Linked DNA regions of Mus musculus: all the other regions are linked to region 6. A link is a loop called in an ENCODE intact Hi-C map of the cell type or tissue named here. Cell type or tissue: gastrocnemius. All regions are shown on one strand. Region 1 overlaps Skap1 (src family associated phosphoprotein 1). Region 2 overlaps Skap1 (src family associated phosphoprotein 1). Region 3 holds the start of Snx11 (sorting nexin 11). Region 4 holds the start of Hoxb7 (homeobox B7). Region 5 overlaps Skap1 (src family associated phosphoprotein 1). Region 6 overlaps Copz2 (coatomer protein complex, subunit zeta 2).

Region 1 (4,000 bases), 240 kb after region 6:
GATTTGTAATAAAATGAAACCATTAGGCAAAGAGTGGTCACTGTGATGACGAGAAGAAAAAAAATAATTCCAAATCCTCATATCTGTTATTGTATTAGAACACTTCACGTTTTCTACATAATAACATTGGGCATTAAAGAGCCATTTCCACACACCTTATTATTATTTATGAAATTACAAGTACACACAGTGTCTGATAACTCATCTCCCTGTATTAAATAGGAACATACATTGTTTTTTAAAATGTCTGCCTTTTACAAGGTGCTGGGTAACAGCTTTCCACGGCGTAATCACGAGCGCATTATATAGCGTGCTTCATAAGAAGTTATTAAGGGTTATGACTATAGCACCATAGTCCTAATATAAATATGAGCAAGGCATTTAGGAATGGGACACTCACTTAGACTGTTCTCTGCATAATTTGTAGCAACACGATTATCATAGAGGAAGACATACCACATTTACAGAAAAAGCTGTTTCCACCAGTGTCCGTAAAAACATCTGATAAGATGGGTGTTTTCCTAATAATTTCACAAAACCCATGTCTTCATAAACAAGAAAAGAATCCACAATGCCACCTGCAGTATTCTCCACAGTCCTCTTGCTTTGCAAGGCAGGGGGGAAAATCGGGTTTATTTGCAAAGTCAGGTACGTGTAAATTTCCAAACTGCAAGTAGGTGGCAGTGGAGATATTTCTGGATGATTTTTCTCAGTTGGAAAATGTGAAAGGAAGGGGGTTGGGGGAGAAAGGCCTCCTTAAAAACAAGTTACATGCATACTAAAATAAATAATGTCTTGGAAATGTAACCTTCCATAGCGGATCACCATTAAGAACTACTAAAATATTTGTCTTTAGGGACTCAAACCCACCAATCTCTTAATGAATTCATCCACAGAGTGGGAAGCGAGCTGCATGGTTGACAAAATTAGAAGAAAAAAAAAGGAGAAAAAAAAAAAGCGAAGAGAAGGGTTAAGCTGACTGACTGTTTTCCAGAAAGCTAAAAGTAAGATTTCAGTATTTGTTGTGAATGAGAAGCTCCGAGACCAACAGCACAGAACACTTCAATTTAAAACTAGTAAGTTAGCGTTTTTTTTTTTTTTTTTTTTTTTTTTTTTTTTTTTTTTTAACAAAGCCATTAGGACATTTCCTGTTTGAATGTAAATTGGAGAGGAAGGCAAATGCATTCATTAAGATTTGGTCTTTAATGAAAGGAAATCAATTGAGGCCATCAAAAATTGTGTTCAAGAGGCTATTAAACTACGGAGATATATTTAAAGTGTGTTCAACTCTAAACAAACACTGGAAACATTAGACTCAAAATGCCTCTCAAGGTTAATGAGTTAGCAGTTGGTTTTTATTCCGTTTTCAAGTTTACCTGTAAAGACAGGCAGCACATTACATTGCTTTATTGGTTCAGTCTGATGGATTTAACTTGTGGACATCTTATGAGAAACTGGGAAGTGTCCAAGAATAAACTCTGGAGGTGTGTGAGAGAGCCTATGTGTATGGAGGGGAAGAAACAAGTAGAAGGATCATGGGGGGCGGGGTAGAGGGTGGGGGAGATGGGACGCGTATCAAAATGCCACGTGGAAAGAAAGGAAGGTGAACAGGCCGACCAAGGCATTGCCCATAAGGCTTTTCACTAAGCAGCCTTTCTCCCTTTTGTGATTGGTTAATCACACAGTCAACAGCAAAGGCGACAGTAGTCAAGAATTGCAAAAGCCTGATAAAAAGAAATGCTACATTCTTACTGCTGCTTTTTCCTCTTGTCTAGAACGTTCTTTCAGTCTTCTCTTAAGGTTCAATTCAAAAGGCAGCTACTCGGACCAAAGTGACTTTCAAAGCCCCTGTGTGGAATAATGGGCCTCTCTTGTACGTACTTTTAAAAATTCTACAGTAATAATAATAATAATAATAATAATAATAATAGTATTTTAGTACTAGAGCAGCTGTGTTTGGGTCTGGGTGATAAGCCTGGAGTCTGGAAGATTCAGGAAGACAGCTGTCACCCTTGACAATTTTGGATGCTACATCCTCCAACAAAAAGAATGCTTCGTGCAAGGAACTGAATTAGTTGGAAAAAAAATCATCTCTCAATGTGTGACGTTTCAATGCTGCAGACAGTGGGAATTCTGTTTTGCTGACCAAGAGAGCAGTGACCCAGACATGCCTTGTAAGAAGAAATGTGGTTCTGCTGTACCCCTTGGGTACTGGACGTGCTGGTGGGAGAATCATCAAGGAATTAGCATCCTGCAGGCAGTAGGGGGCGTTCCACAGCTGAGGAGCCTGGTAGAGGCTGTGTTTACCGGTGAAGGGCGGAGCCTACAGTAAACTTAGTCATTGTTCTCGTGACCCTTAAAGTGAGCAGCACACTTGCTCCTGTGAGTCAGGCGGAAAGGTAGTGATAGAGCGGCACAGGCTGGAGGGATAAACGGGAGTCACCCTGAATCCAGACTTCTAAATTAAGGGGAGATTTTTTCTTCCTTGTTCCCCTTCTCTTGTTTGTTTTGTTTCGGATACTGAGTCTGGCCATGTAGCCAGGCTGGAACTCACAGTTGTTCATCTTGCCCTAGAGCTCTATAGAATGCTGGGATTTACAGATGTGTGCCAGGTTACCATACACACAATGAAAAAATATTGGAAAATTCCACAGGATCTCCCCCAGGCAGAGAAAAATCCCTGGGGGTCATTATTCTCTTCAGAAAAGCTCAATTTCATTCTTCTTCAGAGAGTAGGCAAACCTCAGCACCAAGCCATGACACTACAGCCATGGGCTCCTTCTTATCAAAGACTTTGAGGCTTCTAATTGCCTCAACTACTGAACACAAGTGCTAGCGACATCTAAAGATGTTAGGGTGTGACTTCGTATGAGGAAGATGGGGAGAGGAGTGCAGGTGTTTAGTCTTTCATTCCGGTGGCTCAGAGAGACCTATGTGCCTGCTGGACAGCCCCAATCACTGGCTAAGGCTCACACCAAACCAGCACGTTTCTAAGAGTTTAAAGGGATCATAAAAGTGGCCTGGCTAAAGATATACATTAAAATAGGACCAGGTTATAGTTTTAAGAATAACAGAAAACTCCAACAGCACAACTTCAGAATAAAAGCACATTTGTGGGTGGGGTAGAAACCCAATTTTGAATGACTTTAATTCATGAAATTTGAACATTTACTGTATTGTACAATAGTGGCATTATGTTTTTAGTTTATTTTATTATAAAGTATTATTGTATATTTTTGTGTGATGAGCAAAGACTGGAACAATTAAAAGAAAGCATAGATATTACAACCTAACAGCAGGAAGGATTGATTTTCCTTTTCTTTGAACACTTAAAATTTCTTACCCTGTTAAAAAGCCCATAAAACAGATTTTGTGAACATATGTTTTATGAGTCAATGCCAAAATAAGAGTGGTAAATCCCTCAATCACAGACGTAATCCTTAAAGCTGACACTTAACCATTCAGCTGTGGCTTTCTCCTGCCTTCCTGCCCTTCCTCCTTTTCCATATCTAGATATTTCATTGCACATATGTACTTCTTTAGAAAGTCAGTAGAAGAGAAGCAGAAGAAATAAAACCCAGTCTGGAAGATCCAGATACTTCGTGACTTTGAAATCTGCCAGAGGAGCATGAGAAATTGAAGCTAAAAGATAATCAGATTTGATGCAATTTTAGAATACTTTAGAATCTAAACAATATTCCCTGTGCTTTCCTTTTAATGCCTACAATATTTTTTGTAAATTAATTGTAGCTAAGATGTTCTAAAATAATGAGGCTAAATGATTTTTTGAACCTTTTAAGTCTCCAGAGGTTTAAAAACAGTTAAATTGTATCTAATACTGACTTTTAGACTGGTTCATCAGCAAAGAGCTTTCACCAACAGCCAGCAGGTGGCGCTATTCACAAGCAGGGTGCAGGGCATTCTGAAAGGGCTGTGACTACATCCAATGTGTGGTTCCGATTTATGGAGTATGGATTTTAAAGGATTTTTAATGGAGCTG
Region 2 (4,000 bases), 100 kb after region 6:
GTGGAAGAGGCAGGATATTCAATTTAAGGTCATCCCTGGCTGCACAGTGAGCTTGAGGCCAGTCTGGGCTGTGTCAAACAAAGCCCAACAACAACAAAAATAGCTGTAAAAAGATACACATTTGCCTCCTAAATTAGGATCTTAGATTTTTCTTCTTACCATGATGTTAAGGGAGGAAACTCCTTCCCTTCTGTTTCTCTCCTGTCTCACGCACTGGGACAACTGGCTAAGAAACCATCCTATGTGTACGGCCACTAGTTCAGTGGCCAGATGTCCCAGTTATCTATCCAGTTAGGGGCAGGTGGCAAGATGGAGGATTTGGTTAGTAGAGTGAAACATTGACATGGATGCCTGATTAGACAGTTGCAGTCTCAGGTGCTTGGCTGAGACCTTGGGCTGACTGGGGAGTAGTTTGTTGTGTGGGGTTTAGTTTTCAACCGGATTCGGGAGTTTGTGTCCCTAAGGTTCTCTCTCCTTTAGGGTATTGTCTCTTGGGAGCCCTTCTTGAGTGATGTCCCCACTTTTCCTTAATCTAAATCTTCTCTGGGGGGAAAGAACCCACAAAAGTGAAACAACTATCCCTTGAAAAAAACCAAAGATTAAATCAGTCACCTTTAGGACAGAAAATACCCTTCAGCCAGTGGCTAGAATCATCTCACCAGACCCGCGTCACCCTTCCTCAAATGTCCTGGACAGAACAGTGGCTGACTATATTTTCTTTCCTGCAGGACTGGACTCACCATGCCGACTAGCATGGACTTTGTAATGATTCTCTTGCCTCCGCCTCCAGAGTGCTGGGATGATAGGCTTGTATTCTCTGCCCTGCTGAGGACAGATTTCCAAGATGCCCGACTTTGTATCTTTTAAGGATAATCTTGTCTGTTTCCTAAATTTTATTGCTAGAAAGGCCAGAGGTCTGAGTATGGTCGCCTCCCTATAGCACGGTGCACAGAAGTTCAGGAGACATTTACAGTTAGGCAAGTTATGGTTTCTTTACTCTTCAGGTGCAGAAGGCATCACCCTACTAAGGGATTATGTTTTGGTTTTGTTTATTTTTTTTTTTTTCGAGACAGGGTTTCTCTGTGTAGCCCTGGCTGTCCTGGAACTCACTCTGTAAACCAGGCTGGCCTTGAACTCAGAAATCCTCCTGCCTCTGCCTCCCGAGTGCTGGGATTAAAGGCGTGCGCTGCCAACGCCTGACTGGGGCTATGTTTTAAATGCCGGAAGCAACGGCCACAAGATTAAGAGCCTGGGCCAGTGCAAGGAGTAATGGAGTCTTCTTTGCCTTTTCAACTCCCCTTCACCCTCCTCTCTCCTGGGGTGGTGGAGTCCCCTTTTCTGGTGTCTAACTCAAAGTCCCACAGTCATGTTCCGCCCACCTAGTCTTCCAGAGTGGGACCCTGGGGGTTTCCAAAGGAAGGATGGGTGGGCATAGGAGGTGTTTGTGGTAAACACTGAACAATACCCATTGTTCTTACCTGTGGGTTGCGATTGGTGCAAAGGTTCCTAAAGCAGCAGGCAATTGGTTCTCTCTGGTTCACCTGCTCATATACTGCCACCTAGTGGTTCTCTCTCCTTCTAGCACCCTGGGTAATAGGGGATGATATAGTGACTTCTCTAGCGACACCCCCTAGACCCAAACTGTCCCACTCTTCTTGCCTCTCTATCCATACACAGACTTGTTTCCAATTTTTTTTAAATCTCTGGGTCTGGAAATGAGTAATTAGCATAAGGGTTTGGTTTTTGTTTTTTTCTTTGAAAAACTTGGAATCTACCGGCATCCCTGTGTGCTGCCTGGAATCTCTCCTGTGGTGATGTGAGATGAGAACTTGCTTACAATATATCCCTGACAGAGGTGAGAAAGGCCCCTGCCAGTGCAGGGCTGCTTCGAATAGGCAGTTTTTGATATATAATTTCTATAGCTGCTGGGGTGCTTGTCTTGCAAAATGTCTCATGTAGAGTCTGGCAACAACAGCTAGCCTTTACTGAGCGGTTACCACGTGCCAGGGACTTCTCCAAGTACAGAGAACTTGACAAACCCCTTCATCTCCCTAATTACCCAGTGACCTGCTGAGAGAGAAAGAGAGAAAGCACACCCCCTCTTCACAGAAGAAACGGAGGCACTAAATGCCAACACATCATACAAGGAAAAATGAGATTTATTCCCGTGTTGTCTAGCGCTGGGGTTTGTGTTCCCAACCACTGATCTGTTGCCTTGTCAACGTGCAGAACTAGGTGCAGGTGACTGTTAAAGGAGCAGGACTCCCTGTTTTAGAGAGCGACCCCACCCCATGCCCTCAGTCCATCTGGGATTCCATCACTGGAGACCACAATGCCCACAGAGGGGCTCTCCAGCATGCTCATTTTCAGGCCTTGCTTCTGTGTCTCAGAGGTTCATCACAGAAGAAACAACCAAGTAGCCAACCAAAGGCAGTCTGAGACACTGACCAGAAGGGCACTAGCTGTCCTGAGTTCCAGAGATGTCTGTCCCATCAGTGGGACTGAAGACAGTCAATCTCCCCTTCCCTGTCTGGGCTTTCACTTTTGCTGTGACTGTCCCTTCCCACTTTGCAGATGGCAAGAATACCTAGCAGTGGCATTTTGATACTATTAAAACTTAACATTTGCTTATTATTCAGTTTTATTTATTCATGTGTGTGGGTATACATGTGGCACGGTACATGCACGGAGGTCAGAGGACAACATGTGGGTCCTGGGGCCTGAACTCAGGTCATCAGGCCTGGCAGCAGGTGCTCTTACCCATGGAACCATCTCGCCAGCCCGTGATATTATGTCAGAAAGGAATTCAGCCCCACCATACAAGGCAAGGAAACATATCCAGACTTTATTTCTGCTTTGCAAGCCACAACCCATCAGTAACCTCTTCCTCCCATGATTTCCTTCGTTGCTGTCTTCTTTGTAGCAGGCTTGTAGGAAAGGCTTATGGATGTGGGGACACAGAGAGGGCAGGAAGCTAGAAGCTGGCTGCTTGAGAAACAGGTCTGATGAACTGTCTTCTTCCTACTCATCTTATCAGTGGCTTAAAGTCACAGGAAGCAGCAGAGTCTTGGCTCCATTCAGGGAAGAGAAGGATCCATGGCCAGAGTAGGGGACGGGAGTTTCTGATGGTCTGAGAATATGTTCCCTGAGGGATGAAAAAACGTAAATTGTCTTTTTATGACTCAGAACATAAGAGCGTGGGTAGGGAGCAGCTCAGTTGCTAAAGTGCTTGCCTGGTACATGGGAAGCTCAGGATTCAGCCCCCAGCATGGCACCGACTGGGTAAGGTGGTGCACATCTTTTTTTTTGTTTGTTTGTTTTGTTTATGTTTTTTTGTTTGTTTTTTTCGAGACAGGGTTTCTCTGTGTAGCCTGGCTGTCCTGGAACTCACTCTGTAGACCAGGCTGGCCTCGAACTCAGAAATCCGCCTGCCTCTGCCTCCCGAGTGCTGGGATTAAAGGTGTGTGCCACCACGCCCAGCTTTTTTTTTTTTTAAGATTTATTTATTTTATGTATATGAGTACACCATTGCTGTCTTCAGACACACCAGAGGAAGGCATCAGATCCCGTTGCCGATGGTTGTGAGCCACCATGTGGTTGCTGGGAATTGAACTCAGGACCTCTGGAAGAGCAGTCAGTGCTCTTAACCGCTGAGCCATCTCTCCGGCCCTCTTGTTCTGCTGCATATACATCTGCATGTTAGAAGAGGACATCTGATTCCCCCTATCCATGGTTGTGAGCCACCATGTGGTTGCTGGGATTTGAACGCAGGACTTCTAGAAGAGCAACTTGTGCTCTTAACTGCTGAGCCATCTTTCCAGCTCTGGTGCACATCTCTTACTCCAGTACTCAGGAGGGAGAGGCAGGAGGACCAGATGTTCAATGCCATCCTCAGGTACACAGCAAGGAACTGAAGCCAGCTTAGGATATATAAGACCACATTTCAAAGAAAAAACCAAAACCAACCAACCAAACAAAAAACCCCAAACGAACCACCCTT
Region 3 (4,000 bases), 84 kb after region 6:
AATGGAGGTAATCTTGGTCTACATAGTTAGTTCTGGGCCACCCAGGTTGGATAATGAGACTTCATCTCAAAATGAAAGCAGAGACAGAGACAGAGAGGGGGAGCACTATTTGATATGTTTTGTTATAGCAAAGGAATATTCCCAGTTGCTGGAGAAAGCCAACCCCCCCCAATAACATTTGTTATTCTTCATCTACCAAAACAAGAGCATGAAAGAGAAATGAAAGAGCAAATAAGAATCCAGCTGTCTCCTTCTAAGCCAAATACTAAAGACTTACAAATTCGTAACACAGAACTGTTCTTGCTTTTTTTGTCTTTGAAAATATAGATTATAAAATGTTAATAGGCAGTCCTTTATTATTTTCATTTTTATTTTGTAATTCTTTTTTTTTAAAAAGATTTATTTATTATTATACATAAATACACTGTAGCTGACTTCAGTCACACCAAAAGAGGGTGTCAGGTCTCATTACAGGTGGTTTGTGAGCCATCATGTGGTTGCTGGGATTTGAACTTCAGTGCTCTTCAGTCAGTGCTCTTACCTGCTGAACCATCTCTCCAGCCCCTATTTTGTAATTCTTTAACTGTATCTATTTGCTTCTCTGTAGTGTCTAGTTTTATGCCTATGAGTGTCTTGTTGTATGTTAAGTGCCCCTCATGAGTGTAGGGCCCATAAGGGTGTCAGAATGCTGGATGAGTGCCATCATGTGGGTTCTGGGAACTGAACCCAGGTCCCCTGCAAGAACAAGTGCTCTTACCTGATGTGCTGGCTCTCCTGCCTCAATCTCTCAATTTTTATTTCTAAGTCAGTGATTTCTACATTAGCAAAAGCTATTAAATGTCCCTATGATTTTAAAAGTTTGTGTAAAAGGATCCTGAGACCAAAGGCCTGAGAAATTCTGTTTTGAATTACATAAATAATATCCACCTGGATTGGTAACTACCATTGTGTTTTGCACTGGCTCTACAAACATTTAGGAGCAGTTCAAGTCAGTGTAGTACTGGGTTTTCATCTGACCCACACTTTTATAAGAGCCCATCTGTTTTTAAGGGGAGTTAGGATTAGAGAAATGACTTTGAGGTTGAGAGTACTTTCTGTTCTTGTATAGGTGCAGGGTTCAGTTCCCAACACCCACACAATGGTTCCAACTACTTCTAACTCCAGTGCCAGGAGATCTAAGGCCCTCATCTGGCCTCGTAGGGTTTCAGGTAGACACATGGTACACAACCTATTTATAGGCAAAACAGCTACAAAAAATAAAAATATTTATTTTTGATGTGTGTATGCCTCGGATCCATTGAAGTGGGAGTTGCAGGAATGTGTGAACTGTGTGAATTTGGGGGTCCTGAACTCATCTTCTGAAGCCATTTTGCCAACTCCTGTCTTGCTGTTTTTGAGGCAGGGTCTTAGGTAGCCCAAGCTAGCCTGAAACTCACTATATAGTTGGCGTTGGCCTTCAGTTCCTGCCTCTACTTCCAAGTGCTGGGGTTACAGAGGTAAAATTAACTTTTTTTTTAAAGACTTATTTATTTTTATTATATGTAAGTACACTGTAGCTGTCTTCAAACACTCCAGAAGAGGGAGTCAGATCTCATTACAGATGGTTGTGAGCCACCATGTGGTTGCTGGGATTTGAACTTCAGACCTTTGGAAGAGCAGTCGGGTGCTCTTACCAACTGAGCCATCTCACCAGCCCTAAAATTAACTTTTTAACAGATCAAGGAGGCTTTTCGTTTGTGTTTTCCAACAGCCTTACTCCGTATCCTAGAGCTCACTATATGTCTTTAATGGCCAAGTGTTAGGATTCTGGGCGTGAGCCACTTCCATTGGCTTAAGAGGACTTTAAGATATTTTTTTTTGTCTTTTTAAAAAAGATGTATTTATTTATTACATGTAAGTACACTGTAGCTGTCCTCAGACACTCCAGAACAGGGCATCAGATCTCATTACAGATGGTTGTGAGCCACCACGTGGTTGCTGGGATTTGAACTCAGGACCTTCCGAAGAGCAGTCGGGTGCTCTTACCCCCTGAGCCGTCTCTCCAGCCCGGACTTTAGATATTTCTATAGTAAGCATTTTCACCGGCTTTTTCTTGCTTACTAACTGTATGATCCTTCTTTGGGCTTGACAACTGTTGTCAACTTTCTCGTCTGCTGTTGGGATAATCTGTGGGTTTTCCAAATCAAACTGGCAGTGCCCTTGACAGTTTAGATGGGGAACTGCAACCTCTGAGGTTCAAACCCAGACTTTCGAGATCTTAGATCTTAGTAAGGCTTCAGGAACGCGAGAAACCTCCCACACTTACTGCTCTTTAACACCCTGAAGACGTTTAGGCTCCTAAGATGCTTTCGTCGGCCTTCAAACACGTTCCCTGAGCGCTGATTGGCCCGCCTAATGGCGGTGGGCGGGACACGGCACCGGAGTGGACTTTGCGGGGTCTCGGTCTTTGCGCTCCGCCTCCCGCGCCCCCTAGCGATTTCCGGAAAGATGCGGATTTCAGCTTAGGCCTGGGCGGGATGGAGAGCCTCCTCTGACCAGCGATCGCCACTGAGAGCCCTGGTCTTCAGGGGTGGGGCGTCCGGGACACTCAGGATTGGCCCGTCGGGAGCCGCCTCCCGTCGTGCACCGGGGCACCGGCGACTCACCCGGAAGGAGAAGCCGGTATCGGACTATATGGTGCGGTGCTGGTGGTGTCGCTGTGGAGAGCTGCTGCTGCTGCTCTCAGGTGAGGGGGCGTGGGCGTGGCCGCGGCTCGTAGGTGCTGCTTGGGAATGGGATGCTGGCTTGAGCCGTGGTGGTGGCATTTGAGTGATGGCCTCGGTTGACACACTAGGGAGGGGGCTGCCTTACTGCCTGGTATGAAAGTGAGGGCTTGCTGGGACCCAAGAAGAAAGGAAGCCTGGCTTTTCAATATACCTTGAAAATCGTCTTTCCGTCCCGATTTAGCCGGGAAAAGAGAAGGACCGTTGGGCTGGTTTCCATCTGAGTTTGCTAAAGAATGGAAAGGAGTGGCCGGAGTCAGAATTAGGGATGTCTACCCAAGTGGCCGGCAGTGGAAGGGAATGGCAGATATTTTTCGCAGATACTGGAAACTATGCTCTTCCTTTGTTACTTGCAGGTGAAAGGAGTGGGTTACCGACTGAAAAATGAGAACAGCTGCTTGATGGACGGGACAGGTTTTCTGTCAGGCGGAAGAGCTTCCTCGAACACCTGTGGGTATTTAGGAAGGCGAGGTTTTAGAATTGCTGTCTGTTGACACCAAAGGCTCAAGAACGAGTAAGGAGGGGCGGGAGACTCCTTGGTGCAATCTTTTTTACAGCCTGATGTGTTTTTTACGTGTCCCTTGAAGTAGTTTTAAGAGGCGGAGAAAATGAGAAAGCTTTGAATTGCTCCCCTGAATTAGCAGCTGTGAGCTTTACAATGCGTCAAACTTTGTACACACCAAACCCCTTGGCTCTTTCCCGGGACTATGGGTGCTGGTACTGCCGAGGGAAGCAGTGAGCGCTTCAGATGGGATGGAAAAGGCCCCGGGAATGTAGTTAGCATGGAGTAAGTTTCCTCACCTTTCGAGGTTACTTGACTCTGCCCTTCCTTAATGGATGCACAGATCCACCTCTTTGGACGGGTCATGGAGGTGAAGTTAAGAACTTGCTGTTTCTCCAGGAATAACGACTGAGAGTGGTGTCGTTGGGAAGGACAGTGATGAAGAGCAGTGGTTGTTGGAAACGGAGTCTGCTTTTTGCAGTCTCAGTGTCTTAGGGGAAATTGACCACCAGAACCTTCTTAGTGCCTTTTACGCTTAGCCTTGAGCCTACAGAGACCCAGGAGACTTGGAATGTCTTAAAAGACAGTTTATTTGTTTCTCTATGACATTAGCTCCAAAACAAAGGAGAAAAACTTCCACATGGGGGTGCTGCAGGCCCCTAGCAAACTCTTTATACCAAACGTCTGATGAACAGTTACTGAACTAGAGTCTTGAGTTTCACAGACTTTTCCAGGC
Region 4 (4,000 bases), 580 kb after region 6:
TTTACCTGAGCTTCGCATCCAGGGGTAGATCCGGAAGTTACTCTCGGCCGCCAAGTCCGAGTCCCTCTGCTCCTTGGCGCCAGCCGCCTTGGCGGGGTCGCCCGGACACACCCCGGAGAGGTTCTGCTCAAAGGGCGCGCAGTGCATGTTGAAGGAACTCGGTTCGAGCCCGTAGCCGGCCGCATAGACGCCAGCCGCGCTCTGGCCCGCCATGGCCCCCCCGCCGGAGTACAGACCCTGCACCGAGGCGGAGAAAGGAGCGCCCGGACCTGCTCCATAGCCCGGGCGCTGGGGGTTGGAAGCAAAGGCGCAAGAAGTTTGTTCGGGGAAGGCTCCTGGAGCGAAAACCGAACTTGCGGCTGGATATTTAGAAAATAAAGCATTCGCATAATACAATGAACTCATAATTTGGCCGGATGATTTGTAGTCGGGGACGTTTTAGTGTCGGTTTTACGAGATTCCTTGATATATTACAGAATTAGAGTCCAGATTTACACCAAAAGGACCCCCTTTTTCCTCTTCTGACCACGTGACCCCGGCCCACGTGATATCCCCTCGGCCAATGGTATGACGGCCTCCCGGAGGCTCCCAGTAATGTGGAAAAAATTGTGTGGCGTTGGATTTATAAAATATGATCAATAATGAATGGGAAGGCCGAGCTCTGCGGATTGGGGCTGGGGGCTTAAGGGCCGCTGTCGACCCCCGCGGGCTGGAGGCAGCTTGCAGGCGAGATTTGGGGAAGAAGGAATTGAGTGGAAGAGAAAATAAATAACCTCTGAGGGAACCGTGTTGTCATCCCCCACCCATTTCCCCCAGCCGGTTACAGAGCGAGAGAGACGCAGGGATTGAATGTTCGCAACTTGGTGGGTGGGTGCTGGCCGAATATTTATTAATTTGGGTTAATTCATCCGAGCTGCTGCTCTTCTCCCAAGAGGAGGCGAGCCTGGCCTCCCGGTTGTCTTAGTGCCCCAGTTGTAGTAACTAGATGTGACCAAGGCGTCCCTAAGGCAGAGATCCAACCCAATAAGGCGTTGGACGCTGAGATTTCTGATGACAATAAAAAGATATACAAAATTTAAAAAGAATGGAATGGGGGCTGGGAGAAAAAGGAAGGGAGGAAGGAGGCTTGGGTCCGGCTCGCTGCTTTCCCGGTTCCGGAAGGCGGATGCCTCACTCACTGGAGCGTGGCTGCCAGGAAGGCAGAAGCAACGAAGGAAGGAAGGCTGCGGCAAGCCGAGGCCTAGAAACTGGGAGAAAGTGACGACGTCCCAGAGAGGGGAGGTAGGGAGGAACCGCTTCCCTCTGCTCCTGTTTCCCCAACCTGAGTCCAAGGAAAAAATGGAAATAGAAACTCAGAAGTCTTGCGCTGCATCTTTCTCACCCCCCCGTACCCCCCCCCCCAAACACACACACACACACACACACACACACACACACACACACACACACACGGAAACAAAGAGAAAAGCGGCGGGGGACACTAGCCACCAGCCTGGGTAGATCTCTTCCCAAGAGCGGCCTGGGCGCTGGAGTCTCCCTGGTCCTTCAGCCTCAGAATGCAAGGGGAGGGGGTTTCTCTTGGCTCCCCTCCCTCGATCCTCTCTCCTCCAATCACGTTCAGCCGCCTCCCTCACCCCCTGCGCCCCTGGGCCCAGGGACTCGCACCACCTGCTTCCAGCCCCCGCCCCCGCCCCCTCCTCTCAGCGACCTAGCCTAGGCCAGCCCAGGAGCCTGCTGACCAGCTCCCCCCCACCCCCAGCCCTGCAAGGCGCCTAGGAGCGAATGAGGAGCGGCGGCCCGGGCCAGTCTCGGGTTCTCGCTTGTAAACTTTATTGTAACTCTTCCGCCCTTTTCAGGCGCAGACAACAGAACAAAGTATAGAGGAACAACAAAATATATAATTAGCCCTCCCTCCCCCCCATAAAGCAATTCACAGATACAGGATACATTCTCTTCACAGTAAACCTAAGAACACTTTTAACAATGCTCACAGCGCGCATGCTAACTAAAGTAATCTCTTTTGAGAAACACTTAAGACAAAATTGTCAAACCAAAGGGGGTGGGGGTGGGGGGACAGGAGGAAAAGAGAGAAGCAAGAGAGAAAGCCAGCTAGGGAGGGCAGCGGGGAGAGGGGGTTGCGAGGAAAGATGGGGACGCGGTGAGAGAAAGAGAGCGAGAGAAAGAGAGAAAGTGAGCGGGAGACAGAAAGAATTACGGCGTGAATAGGCAGTTTCATGTTGTTGGGAAAACTTAGCAGAAATCGGTACCTCGGTCATTACAAAGAAGCACGTTCAAAGGAAACAGACCATTGCACAAGGAGGCTTTTTTACATGGGGCGGGGGCGAGGGGGTTCTGCCAGGCCGCAGTCGATCACCCTCGCAGGACGAGGGAGTCCTTGCTTAAAATCCTTTTCTTTTTTTCCCCCCGGACCCCCAAGAGAAGGGAAGGAGATCCACGGTAGCTCACACACAGAAGCTATTACGAGATACTACCACTAGCGGGGACTGGCGCGGCGGGGGACGCTGCTGTGGGAGGCCCAGCTCCTGGCTCCGCTCGCGGGGCCGGAGCTCTCGGAGGCGGGGGGCGGGCGGCGGCGGCGTGGTCGCGGGGGGGACCGGCGGACGTGCGGGCTAGTCCGGGCCCGAGCAGTCCCAGCTGGAGCCTACTTCTTGTCACCCTTCTGCGCATCGCCCTGCTCGGCGGTCTCTGGTGCCCGCTCCAGCTTCTCTTTCTCCAGCTCCTCCTGCTCGCATTTACTGCTGGGAAACTTGTCTTTGTTGTTCTCCTTTTTCCACTTCATTCTCCGATTCTGGAACCAGATTTTGACCTGTCTCTCTGTCAGTCCCAGCGCGTGCGATACCTCGATCCTCCGCTTGCGAGTCAGATAGGGATTAAATAGGAACTCCTTCTCCAGCTCCAGGGTCTGGTAGCGACTGTAGGTCTGGCGGCCTCGCCTGCGTCCGGCGGCTGCTGGGAATGGGGGAAAAGGGCGAGACAGAGGGGAGGGTGGGGGAGGGGGAAGAGACAGAGAAGGTTGGAAGATTCGTGAACCAGCCTAGGAGACCAGGATAATAAGGGCAGGGGACCCTTATGCGGGGGCGGGAGGGGGAGCGCGGAAGACGCGGTCAGCGGGGGGGGGGGCGAGGGGGGACTAGACAGCCCTGAATCTGCAGGGGCCATAAAGGAGGAGCCCCTTCTCTGGTAACTAGAACCAGAATAGGGGGTTCAGATACATTAAAAGTGCCATAAAGTTTAAGAGGGTGGATGTGGAGGGGGGAGTAAGACTAAAAAGCCAGAGTGGGGACCTCGAACCCACCTTGAAAAGCCCCCAGAGCCTCTGCCCCAGAAGAAAAGTTTCTTCAGGGTAATTAAACTATAAAGCAATTGAGAAGTGCAAACGTTGAGCGCCCCCACACCCACCAGTCTTTCTCCACAGCCCCCATAAAACAGTAAAAGGGGAAAGGAGGAGAAGAAGAAAAGTTAAGGAGGGTGAGGGGTTTATGGATTCAGGAAATTCGCTTAGAGACACCCCCCCCTCCTTCAAAGGAAGCAAAAAGAAAAGGGGAAAAAGAAGAAAAGAAAGTGGGACAGAAGGGAGAGGAGGTAGGTGTTTGGAACGGAGCCCACAAGTCCTCTAGGAGCAGAAGATACTCCCGGACTGCCCACCAGCCCTCCCCCCCCCACCGGCATGGGGGCCCCCCTGGCCCCTTCCCACCCTGTCAGGTCCAGGTCGGACGGGAGCTCACCTTGAGGGCGCATCCAGGGAAAGAGCTGTGTGGGCGACGGGCTCTGCTCAGACCCCTCGGCCTCCTCGCCCAGGCCGCTGGCTGCCGCGAGCTTGCAGTCTGCGTACTGCACCAGGTCTGGATCCTGCGCACCGAACAGGCTCTGGCGCTGCAGAGGGTCGTAGCCGTAGAAGTTGCCGGGGTCGCCGTGGCACGCCACGGCGCACGGGTTCTGCTGGTAGGGAGCTGTGGACAGCGACGATGGCCCGTGGTAG
Region 5 (4,000 bases), 310 kb after region 6:
TGTCTCAATGCTTAATGAAACACATGTCAAGGAATCAATATATTTACAGCTCAGAAGTTACACTGCAACTTGAATTTTTGTTCAAGAAGCAAATACAAATACTCTAAGAAGAGATTTTTTTCCCTGTGCAGGGCCCTTAATGTACCTCATACCTAAACAAGTAGAGAATTTTAATGGATCCAAATTAAGGACAAAAGCACTTAAGGCAGAATATCATCAAATCTAAATAAATCCACTTATTTTTAAGAGGCAAAGTACAAACAATTCTACGCAAGAAGCTTCTGGAATTTTCCTACTGTTCCTTGAAACATTCAGAAAGATCTCTGGGTTTATAGAGGAAGGCAAGGCATTGCATGAACAGAGACTGTGAAGAAGGGAGAGATAGACAGGCTGCCTAACTTTGTTTCAATGCTACGTTAAGCGCCCACAGTGGTTATTTAGAGTAAGATGCTTCGCAAGAACTCTGACAGTTTCCTAGGAAAATCTCTTCTCTCTGTCAGTTTTGGCCCCCACACCTCAGCAGACCCTGACACCTCCTCAGAGTGTGAGGCAAACTTCTGCCAACAGTTTCTGTGGTATACTGTTATTCCTTATGATTCTCCAAGAAACGGATCGCTCTGTTCTTCCTAATTTTAAAACTAAATGAAACAACATAAAACCTTAAACTGCTTAATAAATTCTGCTTGAAAAAAAAAAAGTACTCTAGAAAGACTCTTTTCTGGAAGAAAGGATGTGCACCACTTCAGAAAGCATTGCTTATATTTGATTTAAAACCAGAAGCCGGGAAATATGTAAGAGCAGTGACTGTCGTGGACGACCAAACAGATCAATATGAACACGGTAGCAAGTGCCACAGGTGGAAAGAGAGGCTGCTCTTTGGCCCTCTGCTCAGGTAGCACTGTTCAAGTTCTTATACAAAACTGTACAAAGTTACAATTTAAATGTCTCATGGGAAATGCTGCCTTTACAAGAAAAACAATCAGGCCCAGGAGGAAGCAAGAAACTTGACCTTGACCACAGAGCCAGGGTAAAGAGGGCCAACTGACCTGATTATTGATAAACCTCAAAACGTAATATCAAAGTACTGCTAATCCACGTGCGAACATGAGATTGTTACTATGAAGAGCCGCAAACGTTTTGCTACCAAATAGCAAAACACCTTTAATAGGTTTGTTCAGTTTTACTTTCCAGGGCTCAGAGGAAATGCCAGTCTAAAACCCAAACCTACACAGCACAAAACCCCAAGAAATCAAAGTTAGCTCTGTGTTCATGTATCTCAAAGGGGAAGCCCACTATGTAATAAAGGTGAACTGATTTCTATTGCTTTGAAAAATAATTATCATCTCTTGGTAGGGGGGGAGGGTGAAAAAGAAAAATTAGTCAAAATGTTCTCACTCATATCGCCTGTGACCAACCCCCTTCACCCTGCCATGCCTGGGCCATCTTCTGCCAGTTCCCTTGTGGACCAGAGTCAATATTCTCTCCTAAAGAGCAGTCCAACGCTTGATCTTACAAAGCGTGTCCTCCCTAGCTGTCACATGGGGTCCCATGTGACAAGGGCCCATTACAAAGTGGCCTGAGCATAGAGGGAGCTGACTTCACCACTCCTCAAGTCTCTACAAAGGGCTTTTAAAAAATGCCGCTAATTCAAACGAGCCCAAGGACAGCGTCTGTTTTTATCTGGCAAGTTGTAGCTGGTGTTTTTGCTAGAGATTGAGCGATCTAAGGCATATGCTACTTGCGGTGGTATCTTCTGAAACAAATATAATTTTATGTTGCTCATAGAAATATACACCTGCCCTTGGGGCTGCCTGCCGTTTACTAAGGATTTATAAACATTTGAAATGTGTGGGTTGAGAAGAGCATATGACAACTATAACCTCGAAATGATAAATTTAATATAGGAGAGAAAATGTAGATAGGATTAAATGACATATGTTAGGAATACTAACCACTTCCCTTTAAAATTGACATGGAAAAAAATAGCTGTAAATTGGATTTTAAAAATCATATCTAAGTCTTCCCTCAATATCACTGAAGAATATAAAATTCTTATAATTATGGTTGGTTTTGTATGTCCCCCCTTAACTTATATAATAGGACACACAGAAAAGACAGCTCTAAGAAAGTACTATCTTTTGAGGTTCAAAGCAGTCAAAAGAAAATAAATTTCTCCAAAAAGAAGAAATATTTTAAATATTAATATGCATGCGTGTGTGTGAAATTTTTAGTTCTCTAATCCATTTCTTATATTCAGTGTTTAAAACGTAAAATTCATAGCACCCCCAAACCCCCACCCCCTGCACTAAATTCGGCAAAATACATCCAAGAATGCTCGGAGCGTTATTGTATTTTACCACAAGAGGGCGCTAGAGAATTCCGATCCTTTCCAAGGTCTATAAAATCCTTTAACTGCTACTTTATAGACATTCAATTACAACAGGCCATAATACATTAAGGCATTAAAATATACATATATCGCAGCATATGCCACAGCACACGCTGTACGAGTGTGCTCTCCAGATGATCGCCGGCGCCAACATCAAAACAACGCTCCGGCTTCTAGTGCTTAATGTAAGATTTTACTCTCCAGCCCTCCCCTCTCCGAAAGGCAGCTCTCTTGGTGAGGTGATCCCCTTGGAATGGAAAATATCAAGGCATGTGATAAATACACAGTGACTGGAGGGTATGACAGGGCAGAGGAAGGTAAGGCCTGCTAGAACTGAAATTTATGCAGTTTGGAAAAGGGAAGACTCTGGGGATAAATGTTCGCTGTCTTTAATACCTTCTAAAGGTAACACTATAAATGAATTAGGGGAATTATTCAGTCTCAGAAGATGGTATAGAAAAGAGCAATGGCCTGAAACCAAGGAAGGGAAAGTTTAGGGAAGACATGAAGGATAAATTACCAATAATAGTTGGGCGGGAAAGATGTCCTGCAAAGGAAAGACCCAAACTGTAATGGCTATATTTGATAATTAATTAAATGAGATATTAGCAAGAATGATGTGAATTCATTAGATGGGCTACATTAGATAACCCAGATACCCCCCACCCTGAGCTCTGACAGTCTCTAGGTTTCAGTCTGTTGCTGGGTGTTGGAGAATGTCTTTCTGGGATGACAGTGATTGTCTGCAGAGAGGCGAGCACGTGACAGCAGTTAACCCCATGTTAATAGAATAAAATCCAAGGCTTCATTGTGAAATGACATAATTATAAAATTGTGCCTACATTCCAAGTCATTCTATGAAAATATGCAGTGCCATGTAAGTTACAGGCTAACACTTTTTAAAAAAATCTGCAAATGTCCCCTGAATAAACAATTTCCCCTAAAAAATCCCAATATTTTACAAGCCAGAGATCCTATTCTGCCTAATAGGATCTATTTCTTGCTAGCGTATTTGGGCTCAAGTCCCTTAGGGCACAACATTAAAATGGGCAGGAGGGGGGCGTGGATTCTAGAATCTGAAAAGCAGGCTAGAGCAGACAGGGAACAGAGTTTGTGAATTCAACCATCTTTGCCTAGTCCACCATAATATTATGGTCTAGCCAGAGTTTCAGTACTAGTTAACTGATCTCTGTCTCTGTCTCTCTCTCCCTGTCTCTCCGTCTCTCTCTCTCTGTCTCTCTATTGTCTCTGTCTCTCTCTCCCTCACTGTGCTAGAGATCAAACCCAGGGCCTCATACACTCTAGGCAAAGGCTCTATCCCTGAGCTATATGTCCAGACCAAAGAAATTTTGTTTTTACTGCTTGAATCTTAGGTCAAAAGAATTTATGGCTAACAGGGAAGCAATGACTGCCAAAAGTATGAAGAGCTGAATATATGTATATATGCATGTGTGTATGTATGTGTATGTATATATGACCTTGGGGAGTCATTTGTGCTCAAACTAAATTTTTCTAAATGTATGTGAATATTAGACTTGGAAGTAAAAATGGCCAATGTGGAACTTGGAGAAGGACAGTCTAGTCGTTAAGATGATACTGAGGGTTTTAGAA
Region 6 (4,000 bases):
ATCCCACATGCCCTGCCTTTCTTGCCAGCCAATTGGAGGAAAGCAGGAGGAGCGTGCCTCTGTGTGTGTGTGTGTGTGTGTGTGTGTGTGTGTGTGTGTGTGTGTGTGTGTGTGTGGTGTGTGTTGTGTCTGGCACGTCCCTGTAATAAGTTAACAAGTTCTTGAGTTTGTATTTCCTCCTGTGCCCTCGGGCTGGGTGAGCCCACATTCCTGAGGTCTTGATTTCTGATCCGGTTCTTACTCTGTTGCAGGGAAAAGAGTGGCCCTAAGGATCCTTTCCCGCACACTCTTCGAAGCTGCTGGGTGCGATGGGCAAGACAAGGAAGGATGCCAGGGGTGGGCAGACTCGGGAAGGCAAGCCCTGGCTCAGAACTGCGGACGCCCTTCCCGAAATCCCTCAGGCTCCGGCCAGTGGCCACGATGATGAGGCTCTCATCTCGGAAAAGCTGGTGCAGCGGCCAGGGCTCCGGGCTGTCAGCCAGGCCTGCTGTCTAGGCGGCTCCACCTGGATGCAGAAAGCGAGGGGGGCAGGGAGACGCAATAGCCAGAAGACTGGACCTGCAGACTTGGGGTCATCACCACTATGGGAGCTCAGCTCAACGCAACCCCCCAGTCGCTGCTTTGCTAATCCCTCCCTATGGGATCAGGGTAGTAGCCTTTAGCCATAGCAAGTCAAGGAACACTTTCTTGTTACCTTTAACCATCTGTAGCCTAGGCTGGTCTCAAACACAGTAAATAGTTAGAAAATGACTTTCAACTTCTGATTCTCCAGCCTCCACCTCTCAAGAGACGAGATTATAGGCTTGTGTGTTCCACACCCTGTGAGGACCAAGTGCGAGTAAGGAATTCAGATATTGTAGTATAATGAGGAGTTTTCTATCCCCTATCGAGCGGAAGCTGCGATATACTTGTATATTCGAAACTTTCAGGGTCTCGGTGTATCCCTTAATAGAATGTGGACAGTATCGTGTAGTTCAGAGAGTTGTGTGAGCCAGCCTTCCTGGAGCTCCTAGCTTCTGCCTGATGCTTCCCATTCCCGTCCTCGCACAACTGAAATTGCAGGACCAAGTCAGGTCAGGCCGGGTTGCCAGGAGGCAGTTTACTCCTCCGGGCCTTGGCTCCATCCATGGTGGAGCCAAGTGCTACGGGTGGCTGAATATTTGAGAAATAATCCAAAGAATGTCTTTTCCGTCACCACACTGGCCCCTGAACTGCACAATTTTATTGTGCCACCTTCCCCCTCTCTCAGGATTGCCTTTTTGCAACTCTGGGCTGTGTGCACAGCGACTCTAGAAAGACACTATAGTAAGCGTTTACAATGAGTAGATAATCATCCCCGTATCTTCGTAGAGTTCTCTAATTACAGACGTAGTCAAATTCAGTATAAATATCTGTTTTGTTTTGTTTTGTTTTGTTTTGTTTTGAGATAGTGTCTCACGCAACCTAGGCTGATCTCCCACACTCACGGCCTGGAAATGACAACCACCGGGACAGGCTTTTATTAAGATCCAAGGCTCACCACTATTTTTATTACGGCGGCTGCCAAAAAGCTCTGCGTTGGGAGAGAAGTCGCGGGAAGTCACGCGTGATGGTTGCCAGGGCAACGCACTGGCTCTGGTGTCAGAGATCAGTGAGAAACACCGGGAGGAGGGTCGGTTCCACCTCAGGGGCGGAGTTATCGAGGCCCAGGACCCTGAGGTGTGCCCGTAGTACCTCCAGGTGGCGCTCTAGGACCACGGATGTGGTGAGGGGGCGGAGCTTCCTGCTGCGCGATGCTCCTGTGAGAGGCGGGGCCGGGGCGGAGCGTGGGAGCCGCTGAAAACCTCCAGGGATCCAAGAAGATGACACCCCACGCTGCCAAAGAAGAGTCCGCGGCGTGGAGACGCCGAAAGCGTATGGGTCACAGGAAAAACCGAGAGAAAGTTCAGAGATTGGGACTAGGGTAGGAAGGGGGTTCGGGATGCTCAGAAAGTTTATTCATCTCCATCCTTGAGATGTGTCGCCGTGAATCTCCTTCCGTCTGTCGCCTCTCTAGACACCCCTGTCCGTCCCTCCCCCGACCCCCGTCCTTCGCCTCCTCGTAGGTACACGGATGCTCTACACACACGCGCAGTGGCCACCACTCGGTGCCTTCTCGCCCCCAGATAGAGACAGCAAATTATAGAGCTCTACTGCCCAGGATCTATGCCAAGATAAGAATTCCGCGGTCCCAGGCGCGCCAAGAAAAATAGCCAAACAGTTCCTGGGTTTGTCAGAGTAAGCCTGACTCCCTTCCTTTCTGGAGCCTAGAATGGAAAAAACGACTCAAGGAATCCCTAGCGGAGCCTCCCTGTGGGTACTGCACAGACAAAATGGAGAAGCCATCTTCACTCTCCTTTTCCTGGAAGAATATTATTCCTGTTACTATGACTCTTACCATGCCACACCGTCGTGTTTAACCGCTCAACTACTCATGCAACACCAGGGTATCAGTGTTGCACCCCTCGTGTTAAACACAACCCTTTCCCTTGACCCACTCTGACCTCATTCACAGGTGTAGTGTACACGCGCACGTACACCACACACACACACACACACACACACACACACACACACACTTCAAAGTCAAGAAAGGAGGTCTTTGGGGGGGAAAAATGTAAGTTTATTAAGGCCTAGGACTGAGGATGTCAGAGGTCCGAGGGGAGGCAACTTTGCTGGTTCCCATGGCCCCAAGGCCAGGTTAGGATGCTGAGTAGGGGTGAGGGAGCTGGGGTCAAGCTTTTGCGTCTCAGAATCCCTGGCAGGAGACCTCAGGGATCAGTTCTGAGAGAGGCCTGAGAAGGCAGAGTGGTCTCTCTTGCGTCTTGAGATCTTGGGGCTTACGCGGGGACTGGCAAAAGTTCTCTGGGGAAGGAGCCTTGATTCCAAGGTCTTCATTTCAATAGCGACCATTTAATCTGTTCCTTGGCTGACTGAAGAACCTGAAGTGAGAGTAGGAGGTTGGGAGAAATATTTGAGAATGTCAGTGATTGGAGGTCGACAAGGGCGCCTCTCCAGCCCTGGCCACTAGATGGCAGCAGCTTGCCTCTTCTTTAATGAGATGAGGTTTTGGAGGCTAGGGCAGGTCCAGAGGGCTGCAACCCAGCTGGCTGCCTCCCAAGCCTGTCCAACTGTGGGTGAGGCGGTAGCCCCTGCCTCCCCTAAGCCATATCAGGCCACAGTAATAGTGCCTCCTCACCGCGCCATCAGGCAGGCAGAGACTGGGCCCAGGCTCAACCACGCCTGTGCTCAGACACTTGACACCGTAATAAACTTGTGATGCTGGTTTTGATGGGGTGTGTTCTCAGCACCCCATCCCATTTGCTGATGTGACAAAGCTGTCAGGTGTGTGTATGTGTGTGTGCTCCTACTACCAAGAAAAAACATCTCAGTCCAGTGTGTGCCCGTATCTGTGCCAATGTGCACACGTGATGCCAACACATGAGGGGGGACTCGGGATACTCAGACTGTCTCTCTGGGCATAAAGCCTCCTCCAAAATGTCCACCCCGCACTGTGTATGTCCTCCTCTCTTGGAATCTCCCTCTTTGCTGGGGACAGTGAAGTTCTTGAATCTCTGCTAAGGAACCTCTCTCTCTCCACGTTTCATTTTGTGTCCCTATAACTTTTGTGTTTCTTTAAGATTTCCACTAATCCTCATGTGTGGTGCCTATAATTTCAGGCCCTGGGAATATGAGGCAGGAGAGATAAGGGCTTCAAGGCCAGCCTGGGCTACATAACAAGGCCCTACCAGTCTTTATTTGTTGCTTGCTCATTTAGAAAGAGAGGAATTGTTTCCTGAGGATGTACAACTTAATTTTCCAGGTTTGGCAGCATGGCCAATCATGTAATTAATATAACTCTACCAGGTAAATTCTATTCTAGAGCCCTAGAGGTGCTGAGTAACTTGCCATTCAGTTTTTGTTGGCAAAGTAAAAGCTTAGGATGACTCAAATGAATACTAGGGGGTGGGAGTAGCAGTAG

What was found. A loop is a pair of places that touch in the nucleus more often than their neighbours do. Peaks named below come from ENCODE experiments on the same cell type or tissue, not always from the same donor. Only the 100,000 strongest peaks of a DNase experiment are listed, where the experiment ranks them.
Region 1: it touches region 6 in a loop (5-fold over the local background); 3 of 42 quality-filtered maps call a loop at or near these places.
Region 2: a loop joins it to region 6, with 9 times the contacts of the local background. A loop is called at or near these places in 27 of 42 quality-filtered maps.
Region 3: it touches region 6 in a loop (5-fold over the local background); 30 of 42 quality-filtered maps call a loop at or near these places.
Region 4: it touches region 6 in a loop (5-fold over the local background); 26 of 42 quality-filtered maps call a loop at or near these places.
Region 5: it touches region 6 in a loop (6-fold over the local background); 22 of 42 quality-filtered maps call a loop at or near these places.

Annotation. Positions count from the first base shown.
Region 1 is chr11:96,621,285-96,625,284 of GRCm38, reverse strand. The region is part of intron 4 of Skap1 (src family associated phosphoprotein 1); the gene reads right to left. Among named protein-coding and RNA genes, the nearest start is that of Gm38960, 83 kb to the right of the region's middle. In gastrocnemius, a CTCF peak has its summit at 2,273 (motif pointing right); a DNase peak (open chromatin) is centred at 3,889; H3K4me3 peaks cover 331 bases; H3K27ac peaks cover 386 bases.
Region 2 is chr11:96,757,767-96,761,766 of GRCm38, reverse strand. Skap1 (src family associated phosphoprotein 1) reads right to left here. Exons shown (of 12, transcript NM_001177899.1): 12 at 2,145-3,145. Among named protein-coding and RNA genes, the nearest start is that of Snx11, 18 kb to the left of the region's middle. In gastrocnemius, a CTCF peak has its summit at 1,568 (motif pointing left); a DNase peak (open chromatin) is centred at 1,541; H3K27ac peaks cover 280 bases.
Region 3 is chr11:96,776,180-96,780,179 of GRCm38, reverse strand. It overlaps Snx11 (sorting nexin 11), which reads left to right and starts at 2,625. Exons shown (of 8, transcript NM_001163389.1): 1 at 2,625-2,725; 2 at 3,119-3,212. In gastrocnemius, CTCF peaks have their summits at 2,477 and 3,886; a DNase peak (open chromatin) is centred at 2,498; H3K4me3 peaks cover 2,116 bases; H3K27ac peaks cover 2,305 bases.
Region 4 is chr11:96,283,133-96,287,132 of GRCm38, reverse strand. Hoxb8 (homeobox B8) reads right to left here. Exons shown (of 2, transcript NM_010461.2): 1 at 3,747-4,000; 2 at 1,808-2,970. The coding sequence ends at 2,663. Hoxb7 (homeobox B7) reads right to left here and starts at 487. Exons shown (of 2, transcript NM_010460.2): 1 at 6-487. The coding sequence starts at 405. In gastrocnemius, a CTCF peak has its summit at 2,487; a DNase peak (open chromatin) is centred at 2,587; H3K4me3 peaks cover 4,000 bases; H3K27ac peaks cover 4,000 bases.
Region 5 is chr11:96,551,714-96,555,713 of GRCm38, reverse strand. All of the region lies in intron 4 of Skap1 (src family associated phosphoprotein 1), which reads right to left. Among named protein-coding and RNA genes, the nearest start is that of Gm38960, 14 kb to the right of the region's middle. In gastrocnemius, a CTCF peak has its summit at 2,363 (motif pointing right); a DNase peak (open chromatin) is centred at 2,368.
Region 6 is chr11:96,859,823-96,863,822 of GRCm38, reverse strand. It overlaps Copz2 (coatomer protein complex, subunit zeta 2), which reads right to left. Exons shown (of 9, transcript NM_019877.2): 9 at 2,620-2,960. The coding sequence ends at 2,913. Gm11523 (a long non-coding RNA gene) reads left to right here. Exons shown (of 4, transcript XR_880183.2): 4 at 252-1,381. Among named protein-coding and RNA genes, the nearest start is that of Mir152, 11 kb to the right of the region's middle. In gastrocnemius, CTCF peaks have their summits at 1,714 (motif pointing right) and 3,038 (motif pointing right); DNase peaks (open chromatin) are centred at 1,080, 1,697, 2,112, 3,113 and 1 more place; H3K4me3 peaks cover 2,007 bases; H3K27ac peaks cover 3,866 bases.